Linked DNA regions of Homo sapiens: region 2 is linked to region 1. Evidence: read pairs that join two places in POLR2A ChIA-PET (ENCODE). Cell type or tissue: PC-9. All regions are shown on one strand. Each heading gives the region's core, and the rest is flanking DNA. Links, peaks and the distances in the headings are about the cores only. Region 1 overlaps GTF2IRD1 (GTF2I repeat domain containing 1). Region 2 overlaps EIF4H (eukaryotic translation initiation factor 4H).

Evidence for each region. Peaks named below come from ENCODE experiments on the same cell type or tissue, not always from the same donor. Only the 100,000 strongest peaks of a DNase experiment are listed, where the experiment ranks them.
Region 2: POLR2A ChIA-PET joins it to region 1 with 5 read pairs; 3 of 35 experiments call an interaction of 5 or more read pairs at or near these places.

The regions. Positions count from the first base shown.
Region 1 is chr7:74,565,783-74,568,593 of GRCh38, reverse strand. All of the region lies in intron 22 of GTF2IRD1 (GTF2I repeat domain containing 1), which reads right to left. Among named protein-coding and RNA genes, the nearest start is that of MIR10525, 29 kb to the left of the region's middle. In PC-9, for the core only: CTCF peaks have their summits at 1,448 and 1,651 (motif pointing right); a DNase peak (open chromatin) is centred at 1,643.
Region 2 is chr7:74,182,563-74,185,373 of GRCh38, reverse strand. All of the region lies in intron 1 of EIF4H (eukaryotic translation initiation factor 4H), which reads right to left. Among named protein-coding and RNA genes, the nearest start is that of MIR590, 7.2 kb to the left of the region's middle. In PC-9, for the core only: CTCF peaks have their summits at 1,300 and 1,499 (motif pointing right); a DNase peak (open chromatin) is centred at 1,493; H3K27ac peaks cover 1,303 bases.

The DNA of each region.
Region 1 (2,811 bases), core at 267-2,766:
TCACTGCAAGTTCCGCCTCCCGGGTTCACGCCATTCTCCTGACTCAGCCTCCCAAGTAGCTGGGACTACAGGTGCCCGCCATCACGCCCAGCTAATTTTTTGTATTTTTAGTAGAGACGGGGTTTCACTGTGTTAGCCAGGATGGTCTTGATCTCCTGACCTTGTGATCTGCCCGCCTGGGCCTCCCAAAGTGCTGGGATTATAGGCGTGAGCCACCACGCCCGGCCCTTTCTCCTTCTTTTTTTTTTTTTTTTTTAAATAGAGATGCAGTCTTGTTATGTGGCTGGTCTCAAACTCCTGGGCTCAAGTGATCCTACTGCCTCGGCCTCCCAAAGTGCTGGATTACAGGCGTGAGCCACCACACCCAGCTCCGTTCCCTTTCTAAGCAGGGTGCTCCTTTTCTTGCCATTCCCCCCATCCTCCTTCCTCTCCCACAGCTCACTTCCCTCTCTACTGAATCTGCTGAAGATCATGCAGCTGCTGTTCCTACCTCTAAAACCCTCTCTTGGCTGGGTGTGGTGGGTCATATATGTAATCCCAGCACTTTGGGAGGCTGAGGCAGGTGGATCATTTGAGGTCAGGAGTTTGACACCGGCTTGGCCAACATGGTGAAACCCCATCTCTACTAAAAAATACAAAAAATAGTCGGGCGCGATAGCACGCGCCTGTAATCCCAGCTACTCGGGAGGCTGAGGCAGGAGAATCACTTGAACCCGGGAGGCGGGGGTTGCAGTGAGCCGAGATCACGCCACTGCACTCCAGCCTGGGCAATAGAGCGAGACTCTGTCCCCTCCCTCCACCAAAAAAAAGAAAGCCCTCTCTGCAGCCATTCCACTCTCAACTCTTGTTCATTCTCTCCTGCCCTCTAAAAGGTGATCCTTTTAGACCTGACCCCCCCGATGTGTGGCAGGCAGAGGAGAGCAAGCTACTTCTGGGAGGGGAGTTGGGGGAAAGGGCAAGTTAGTCTTTACTGAGGGTGGCAGTGAGCTGGCACTTTGGTGCTTGGTCCTTGGCAGATTCAATCACTTGCCTTTCTCATTGTCTCTTGAGCCCACTATTCCACTCTGGTCCCCACCACTTCCCCCAAAATTGCTCTGAACCATCCCACTGCAACCTGTTGCTTAGCACCTCCGTCTACTCTCAGGCATTAGGACTGACCTCCCAGCAGAGGCTGGTGCAACCAATCACCCCCTTCAGTAAGTTTCTCCCTGGGCTTCACCTGCGGACTTTCCACCTCTCTCTCCTTTTTTTTTTCTTTTTTATTTTTGAGACAGGGTCTCGCTGTGTCGCCGGGTTGGAGTGCTGTGGTGCAATCTCAGTTCACTGCAACCTCTGCCTCCCGGGTTCAAGCGATTCTCCTGCCTCAGGCTCCCAAGTAGCTGGGATTACAGGCATGCGCCACCATGCCCAGCGAATTTTTGTATTTTTAGTAGAGACGGGGTTTCACCATGCTGGCCAGGATGGTCTTGATCTCCTGACCTTGTGATCCGCCTGCCTCAGCCTCCCAAAGTGCTAGGATTACAGGCGTGAGCCACTGCGCCTGGCCCTCCATACATTTTTGTTGTACAAATAAATGAACTCAAAGGATTAACTACAAGCCTAAAGGTTTACACAGGCAGGACCAGTGTAATAGCTGCTGGTAGCCAGGAGGGGACAGCAAAGAGCCACCCTGTGTGGATGAGACCAGAGGGGTGGTGGGAAAGAGGGCGTGGCTGCAACCCACTTCAGGGACACACAACAAGCCCTAGGCTAGTGGTAGAGCCTGCCCTGGGTTCCGAAGTATAATAAAATGGTAAAGACTTAGGTTCAAATCTCTACCACACTACTGTGTGACCTTGAGAAAGCTGCTTAATCTCTCTGAGCCTCAGTCCCCTCCAATAAGGCCAGCTACTTGGGGAGATGACGTGGTAACGTGAGTGGGCTTTGTAACCGGCAAATCGTAAGTATGACGTGGTCAGGCATGGTGGCTCACACCTGTAATCCCAGCAGTTTGGGAAGCCGAGGCGGGTGGATCGCCTGAGGTCAGGAGTTCGAGACCAGCCTGGCCAACATGGCAAAACCCCGTCTCTACTAAAATAGGAAAATTAGCCTGGCATGGTGGCGGGCACCTGTAATCCCAGCTACTTGGGAGGCTGAGGCAGGAAAATTGCTTGAACTCGGGAGGCGGAGGTTACGGTGAGTTGAGATCACACGACTGCAGTCCAGCCTGGGGGACAGAGCGAGACTCCGTCTCAAAAAAAAGTGTGACGTGAGTGTTAGGTGTCTGTGGTGTGAGGGGCTGCTCAAATGTCCATAACTGGGGGACAGGGTAGTTACATAACCATGATACAGCCTGAAGAGGGAACAGAGCTTTTTAAAGACATGGGAACATGTTTATGTTTTAAGGTTAAATGTGTAAATTTATAGAAAGAAGAACAGTGAGATGTAAAATTAATAAGCTTGGGGGGAAATCTGGAAGAAATGTATCATCATAAAAATGAACAGCCATCTGGGTTGTTAGATTTCTGTATTTTCCAAATTTCTACCATGGGCATATATTTGCATTTCTCTTTAGGGTGTGTGTGTGTGTGTGTGTGTGTGTGTGTGTTTGTGTGTCTTTTAGAGAGAGGGTCTTACTCTGTCACTCAGGTTGAAGTGAGGTGATGTGAGCTTTGTGATCATAGCTCGCTGCAGCCTCAAACTCCTGGGCTCAAGTGACCCTCCTGCCTCAGCCTCCTGGGTAGCTAGGACTACAGGCAAGCGCCACCACCCACCACCATGCCCAGCTAATTAAAAAAAATTTTTTTTGTAGAGATGGGTTCTCACTATGCT
Region 2 (2,811 bases), core at 194-2,693, 380 kb after region 1:
TCTCCGAAATCATAAATCCTAAAATATTTTCAGTAAGATACTATTTAGGACGGGATAATAAATATATGAGTTACAGTATAAAGCCGGGCCCAGTGGCTCATGCCTGTAATCCCAACAGTTTGGGAGGCTGAGGCGGGAGGATCACTTAAAGCCAGGAGTTCAAGACCAGCCTGGGCAACACAGTAAGACCCCATCTCTATAAAAAATACAAAAAATTAGCCGGGAGTGATGGTCCACACTTGTAGTCCCAAGCTACCTGGGAGGCTGAGGTGGGAGGATCACCTGAGCCCAGGAGGTTGTTGCTGCAGTGAACTGTGATGGCACCACTGCACTCCAGCCTGGGTGACAGAAGGAGACTGTCTCCAACTGAAGAAACAACAACAACAACAAAAAGGCGGGGCACAGTGGCTCATACCTGTAATCCCAGCACTTCGGGAGGTCAAGGTGGGTGGATCACTTGAGGCCAGAAGTTCAAGACCAGCCTGGCCAACATGGTAAAACTCCGTCTCTACTAAAAATACAAAAACTAGCCAGGTGTGGTAGCACACACTTGTAATCCCAGCTACTTCAGAGGCTGAGGTGGAGCTTGCAGTGAGCTGAGACTGTGTCACTGCGCTTCAGCCTGGGCTACAGAGCGAGACTCCATCTCAAAAAAACAAAAACAAAAAAACACAAAAAACAAACAAAAAAGCACAAAAAACAACAACAAAACCAAACAAACAAAAAACAAGATACAGTATAAACATGTGGAAAACCATAAAAATGGAGGGTCAATGTTAAAAACAGTTTAAATTCATTACTCAACATTAAACATCTAGTGATGCGTAATGATGTTAAAAGACTGTCTTGTATGTAAGCAGCTCACAGTTGTGTGGGACGTATAAAACACATGTATATATGCAGGTATGTTTGTGTGTATGAATGTGTAACATATACATAAAAACTAAAAAGGAGGGTGAGGATGAAGAGAGATGATAAACTCTCGGGTGTTTGATGTAGTTGCTAAGTAAGGAAAATGGAGGTGCGAAGGCTTGCTAATTGTGCTCGAACTTACAGAGTAGAGGAACTGTGGAACTGAGATCAGGCCAGACTTGACCCCTGATTGAGCACAGGAAGCCCAGGTGAATGCCAGTAAGATGACGGGGCACTGCTAAAAATGCACTAGGACAGGAAGGTGGCTCTGGCTTTGGAGAAGATAGAAAAATCTAGTTTGGGGCAAACCATTTTTGAAAAGTTGGCACGTTACCAAATGGCAGCACCTAACAGCTAACTGGTGATATAATTCTGGAGCAAAGATACACCAAAGCCCACCAAACTGTTCAACTCACTCGTGCCTCACAAAACCACCAGTGGCTTAATACTCTAGACTTTTCAATAATTACCAAAGTAGTCCTAAATATTCCCATACCCTACCTGATGTAGTCCCTTCTACAGGTCTTAAGCACTTTTTACCTTTTCATCCCATTCAATGAAATCACTAGGGGGCAGCAGGGCTGGGCCATGGAGGTAGACCTCATTCAAGCTAGCACTGGTAAAGTGTCCACTGTGTGACAGTCACTTGAGACACATCACATAGGATGTGAGTACCCCAGAGTACACATCACATAGGATGACATCACATCACATCACATAGGATGACACAGATCTGTTACCCACCGATTCATTTACAAAATCAAATGTCAGAAAACTCTGAGCTAAAATGTCTGCCACCTTTCACTAGATTCAAGTTTGGGGGACTACTACCTAAATAAATAAGCTGTGTTTCGTGAAATTCAGTACATTCCTACACAGATCAATAACAACACATGGGAGAACAGGTTCACTTGACACCTTAGCTAGCTTGATGTAGGACCTCTGCCAAATTACCTCTGTACCTATGTTTTCTTGTCTGTTATATTTCAATCTTGATTTTATAAGTTTAAAACTGACCATAAAAACATTTCCTAAGTACCAAGTGCTATATAATTCTGCCATGCTCCTGGGTAGACCCAACAGGCCTGAGGCTACACTGGGCTGGCAGGAGTGCGTGTAGAACAGGAACAGATCAGCAGAGCGTGCCAATTCAGGACACCTGAAGTCAAGGTCTGTGCTGCAAACTCCCTGCCACTACTGAGCAGTGTCCTTTCTACTGCCCATTAGGGACAGTCTATTGATTATGAAAGATTAAAGTAGTCAATTACAGCCTCAGTAATTTAGGAAACCCTACTTTCGGCTCCAAGTGTGACTAAAATCCTTGACAGGCAAATCACTTTTCCTTACTCAAATCAACCACGTATCTGCATGTCTATGAAGGGTGGAGAGAATGTAGAGAAGGCACAAACCTAAGACTCGGTTTCTGCCCTCAAGGAGCTGATAATTTGGAAAGGAGAAATCACGTCACAAGCAAAGGACTGCAGAAAATCTGGAAGATAGCAATGAGAACAGTTTCACCAGGGTGGAGCAGTTGGGAGCCAGGATATGCAGCACAGCAGAGAGCAACAGAAGTGGGACTCCACTTCCAGATGGCAGATGGGGCCAATACTGAACCCTTAGGGTGAGCCAGAAAAGATCTGTAGGTGTCAAAGGAGACTGAGAGAGGGTAACTATAAAAAGAAGCCAATGTACAGAGTAGATGTTATGAGGGTAGGGATGTATCCAGTAAGTAGATGCAACAGAAAGTTGAGTGCTCAAGGCTGGGCATGGGCATGTGGCTCCGGCCTGTAGTCCCAGCACTTTGGGACTGTGATTGTGCAACTGCACTCCAGCCTGGGCAACAGGGCAAGACTATGCCTCCAAATTATGAGACACATCTCATTTAAACCTCCCAACAGA